Linked DNA regions of Homo sapiens: region 2 is linked to region 1. Evidence: chromatin contacts called from ENCODE POLR2A ChIA-PET data. All regions are on one chromosome and are shown on one strand. The core of a region is the stretch at or near the end of the contact, and the rest is flanking DNA. Distances in the headings are between cores, read along the strand shown.

What was found. ChIA-PET counts read pairs that join two places held with the same protein, here RNA polymerase II (POLR2A).
Region 2: POLR2A ChIA-PET joins it to region 1 with 10 read pairs in HepG2. The contact joins two enhancer-like sites. POLR2A ChIA-PET finds 5 or more read pairs at or near these places in 3 of 52 experiments (BJ, HEK293 and HepG2).

What each region holds. Positions count from the first base shown.
Region 1 is chr1:112,528,081-112,530,780 of GRCh38, reverse strand. WNT2B (Wnt family member 2B) reads right to left here. Exons shown (of 5, transcript NM_024494.3): 5 at 616-2,700. The region is part of intron 14 of ST7L (suppression of tumorigenicity 7 like); the gene reads left to right. Among named protein-coding and RNA genes, the nearest start is that of WNT2B, 20 kb to the right of the region's middle. Within about 2 kb of position 1,325, at least 2 of the 41 ENCODE cell types and tissues checked have a DNase peak (open chromatin) inside an H3K27ac peak, as active enhancers do.
Region 2 is chr1:112,721,608-112,724,307 of GRCh38, reverse strand. It overlaps TAFA3 (TAFA chemokine like family member 3), which reads right to left. Exons shown (of 6, transcript NM_182759.3): 3 at 1,960-2,075; 4 at 1,143-1,292; 5 at 171-295. The coding sequence starts at 2,074. Among named protein-coding and RNA genes, the nearest start is that of TAFA3, 4.1 kb to the right of the region's middle. RefSeq lists a silencer at 260-464. Within about 2 kb of position 1,425, at least 2 of the 41 ENCODE cell types and tissues checked have a DNase peak (open chromatin) inside an H3K27ac peak, as active enhancers do.

The DNA.
Region 1 (2,700 bases), core at 76-2,575:
AAGTAACAGACTAGCTGGATCACTGGGGATATGACTTTGGGATATATGTTTTAAAATAGGCACAGAGGCTGGGTGCGGTGGCTCACTCCTGTAATCCCAACACTTTGGGAGGCCGAGGTGGGTAGATCATCTGAGGTCAGGAGTTTGAGACCAGCCTGGCCAACATGGTGAAACCTTGTCTCTACTAAAAACACAAAAATTAGCCTGATGTGGTGGCAGGCGCCTGTAATCCCAGCTACTCAGGAGGCTGAGGCAGGAGAATTGCTTGAACCTGGGAGGCGAAGGTTGCAGTGAGCCAAGATCACGCCACTGCACTCCAGCCCTAGTGACAGAGCGAGAATCCATCTCAAAAAACAAACAAAAAGGCACAGAACCTCTCCTTGAGTTTATACAAATTAGGCATGTAATCAGTAAATATGGTAAAATATGGTAAAATGTAATCAGTAAATATGGTAAAATGGTAGAAGAGCAGGCCCAAGGCTAAATTCTAAACTACTCATGCAAATATTATAATAATACTAGAGAGTTGTAGAATGTACTGATTAAACTAGTGTTGCAGTAGAAGAAAGGAAGATAAACTATTTGAACAACAACTTGGAGGCAGAAAACTGGGGATTCGGCTTTGGAATTTACTTTATTGGTAATTATTACTTCTCTAGCTTGTCGCTCACTTCTCTGAGCTTGTCACACCTACTGGAATAAGCAGAAATTGTTATTCTTTGCCTAGGTTAACAAAATACACATCTCCAGATAGTAAGTTAGTTGCATGATGGCATCTTCTAATTCAGAGGTCTGATTTGTAGCATATTGGTAAGGAGGCACATTCATATTTCTGGGTGGTAGGGAGCCCACTTTCATCCATTCATCTGCATTCCTGTTCAAACTAGCAACTGTGTCTGCTAACATTAGGTTCCCAGAAAAAAGATGTAAGTAAACCCCAGTTCCACTGAGCTCCTGTGAAGGTACCACCTCCATAGAACTTGGTTGAAAATAATGAGCATAGTTACCTTTTTTTTTTTTTTTTTTTTTAACTTTTATCTTTTGGATGGCATTGAGAGTAACCTTCTGTTTTTTTGGCCTCAAGTTCCATATTGAATTTTTTAAAATTGCATTTTGAGCAATAACATTTCCCTGGTTGCTTAACCAGTTATACAAGTTGAGACTTCTGTCTCTATGCCTATCTTATAATAGCTTCTCTGGGAGAACAGATGAAAAATAAGCCAGTTAGATATTTTATGAGTATTGAAATCCTTTCCATTCAGAAATGTAAATAAAACAACCAGCATGAGCAATCAGCTTATGTCAGATTCCATGGGTTTGTATTACATAGGGAAATTACAGTGCAACCTGAAACATGCTTCTTAATGAATTCATAGTGCTGTCACAGTTGAATGTAAACCCTTGAGCTTTTCTTTTGTGAAGGGTTTCAGAAATCACCCTTTATAAACTACCTAGGGGAGGGAAGAGAACTAAGATGATACTAACAAATGCTATCACTGGTTTTGTGGCTGCCTCCCTTACAGCACCAAATTTTGCCAGTTAAGTAAAGCAGAAACCTAGAATATGGCACACGTTTTGGCTTATTCAGTGTACACACACACACAAACACACAAACACACACACACTCAGTGCCACACTGGGTCAGACCCATAGTTCAATACTCTGTTTCTGAAAGTGGCACCAGGGAACTGCTTTGGAAGAATAAGATTGCCCTTATGGTTTTTATCCTCAGAAGTTAGGGAAGTTTGGTTAAGAAGTATGACAAAAGCCCCATAAGTAGCGATTTTTACCTTTAGCAAATGCAGGAAAATAGACACCTAACTAGAGATCATGAAGTTAGAATTTGTCTCCTTCTTTGGCTGCTACTTCAGCCCCTGGTAGTAAATTAGAATAAAGTTCCTCATTTATTAGTGAGCTGGTTTTGCAGTCTCTAAAGCTCTTTTGCAGCTCTTCTATTCACTATGGCCTCAGATACGATAAATCTGCTAGCTGCAAAAATTCAATATACCAAGTAGAATATGTAGGACCAGTCAAGTTTTAAGTTTGGGAGTGAGGAAAAGCAGCATGTATTTTCTATTTTAAATTATTTTCTTTTCACATTCTAATTTCTTAAGGGTTTGGCTTGATTTATGCCAGGTTCTGGGCCTGTAAGCCTACATTAATGTATCACAGTACTGGATAGGATATTTGATATCTCTTACTTAGCCCAGAATCTCAAATGATAAGGAGCTGTAGTTAATGATATGTAGCATTTTGTTGAACTTTACAGTGTAGATCTCTGTTAGTCCCTGGGTCTGTAACAAATGGACTCATCCTTGTGCTTTTCCATAGGTGCCCTGATGTTTACTGACATAAATCAAGATACTATGTGGCTCTATAGGGGATGCTGAACCATTTGACAGTCTAGGTGCACACAGTCACCTCACATTATTTAAGCCCTGATCTCAGCATTCTAATTTCTCTGTATTCCCCAGTGTATATAATGTGTACTTGCTTGAAATTCCTTATATATTGCTTGTACATTCCTGCTTCTAAGTTTCAGCACATACCAGTTCCCTCTATTTAGAATGCCTTCTTCTGACTGCCCTCAGTCAGTTCATAAAACACATAAAGCTATCTTTTAAAAATTCAACTCAAAAGTCACCTCCTGTGGAATGCCATCTCTGCTTAATCTCATTAACCTAATTCCTTTATTCTCAG
Region 2 (2,700 bases), core at 176-2,675, 190 kb before region 1:
AACTCCAGTCCCCAGTGAGAACAGACCTGAGAGGACTGTCTGTGAATTTCATGGTTCACGATCTCACCTTGGGACACTGACATCCTAGACCTCCAAGGCTCCTGTGCCCCCTTTTCTGCCCTTGGTAGAGAGGGAAGGGGAGGGTGGGATGAGGTGCCCACCCAGGGTACCTTGGTGGTTTTGACTTTGTGTCCACTGCTGCAGCTCCATCCCGACAGGTCCGGGAGCACCTTACACTCCTCCCCCGGCAGGCAGGGCTCCATCTGACACCACCATCTCTGCAGGACGATGGAGGCTGTGGGAGCAGGAGGCGGAGTGCAGCTCTAGGGTCTCTACGAGCACAGTGGGCAGCCAAGAGCAGGTCTGCGAATGAGGTGCACGTTTCCACACACCCCTGGCCTTGAGCCATGCATTTCCCTTGTCTTTCCCCTACTCCAGGCTGCCCAGAGAGGCAGTACTCAGCCTGAGGCCTGGGGACGTAACCCTCTCAACTTTAATCCCACCGATCCCTGCATCTCCCCAGACAGTGACGGGTGAAGGCAGGCAAAAATGTCTCTAAGGTGACCATGTCACTAGCATCGATGCACAACCAGTATACTCCCTCTGTGGTGTGTGAGCAAGGGTGTGAGTCGTCTGGAGGGGTCTACAGACCAGGAGTGCATAGCTGGCATAGCTGGTATGCGCGTGACACAGTGGGCATGTGTATGGGGTGCCAAATGAGTGTTAGGGTAATGAGTGTGGGTGTGAAGGATCACACGTGTCCACATAGGAAAGTGTGAGAGAAGGGCTGAGAAGGAGAGGAGAGTAGGCTGAGACAGCCAGGGGAAGGAGCAGCAGGGGAAGGAGCTGGAGGAAGTGTGTGGGGAGAGGAGTGGGGCTGTGTGAGGGAACGCTCCTGTGTGTGCAACAGGCAGAGGGCACGTGAGTGTGGGAGGCTGTGCGCATAACAAGAGCTTTTCTCATCTATGACACAGGGATGGCCACGTCTGCCCTCTTCTCCCAGAGGGGGCCCCACCATTTGAGACTGCTCATGAAAGCCCTGAGACGGGTATGAAATTGTATCCCCAGCAGATGGCGAGGCCTGAACAGGCCTCCTTATGGCTCTGCTCAGGGCCCTGCCCGGGTCCTGGCCTCTCACTCACCGTCCACGCAGGAGGGCTTTGCCCGCGTGGTGCCGGCCACCTGGCCAGAAAAACAGGAGCATTTCACCGTCTGGGAGCGCTCCTCGATGCGGTTCCGGTTGCAGCAGCGGTGAGCCGCAATCACCTCGCAGGTGCCCTGCTGCACAAGCACTGAGGGGAGCCGCCCAGGATCAGACGCCCAACACGCCCGACCCCGCTCCCTCCCGCCCACCCGGGCTGGCCTCCAGCCCCTCCTCCCTGCTGCAGGGAGGGCTATGGAAGAGACTGCCAGTGGCAGGGGAGGAGGAAGTGGATGAAATCTTCCCGCCGCTTCACAGAGCTCCTATTCTTCCTCCCTCCCCTGTGAGGCCTGTGCTCTTCACCCTTTGGCAGAGCACGGCCCCTGGGCAGAAGACAGAGTCCCGCACCAGCCCCGCCTCCCCAGCTTCCTCAGGGTGAGGGCAAGGGCCCCAGGGCTTACAATGCGTGGGGAGGATCATCCGCTTACACAGGCTTTAGCCATCCCAGAAGGAAAACCATAGAATTAGGCCAGGAGGCTAGAGATAAGCCCTCACCCGAGGGCCTCTCTCACTACAGAACACCTTCCAGCCTGGAAGGAGAGGTGAGCAAAGGGTCTGCCCAGACCTTCTCTGGGGCGGGACAGCTGGGGTGGGCAGAGATTCCTGGGTAAAGAGCAGAGGAGGAGCCGGAACCCCTAGAATCTCTGGATTTTACTCTGCCTGGGAGACCTGCCTGCTATGGAACACGGTGGAGTGGTGTCCAGCTCCCCAGGTGTCCTGGGAAACTCCCTCCCCGGGCCCTGCCACCTCCTCCAAACCTGTGGCAGTGGGAGGCTGCAAGGCAGCCAAGGTCAGGTGGGTCCACAGCCAGGCCAGGCACAGTGCCAGCAGCCAGCCGCCCGTGCTCCAGTTCCGCTCGACCCTCTCACTCATCCTGCGGAGAGAAGCACACATTCTGCTCAGCTCCAGGCAGAAGCTCCCCTGTGCACCTGGGCACCTTCTCTGTGCCACACACTCTGGGAGGCACAAAGATGGGGAGGAGGCACACCTTGTCCCCAGGCATCTTTCGACCTGGCACAGAGTCATGCAGGCAGTAGTGAGTGCTGCAGGAAGAAAAGGAGAGCCTTTGGAGGAGACAACATTTAAGAGGCATCTTGGAGGATGAACTAGCTATGGGCCCATGGAGGGTCGTGACATGGGAGGGACAATAATACTGACTCCTACTCTTTGAGTGCTTGGTTCCAGCACTTCACATGCACACTCTTGAATTCTTCACAACTGTCCTACAAAGCAACATTATTATTACCTGTTTTACAGATGAGAAAACCAAAGCTCAAAAAGCTAGGACATAACCTAAACAACCATCAGTAAAAGACTGGCTGAATACATCGTAAAGAGTCTGTACAAATGCAGTCCCATCCAGATAGCTGTAAAAAAACCAATGGGGAATTGCTTTATGTCCTGACACATGCAGTGATCTCCAGTGATAATCCACTGTTAAGGGGGAAAAAAAGCAAAGTGTAGAATGGTGTGTATACGATGTGTATAAGGCAGGCCAG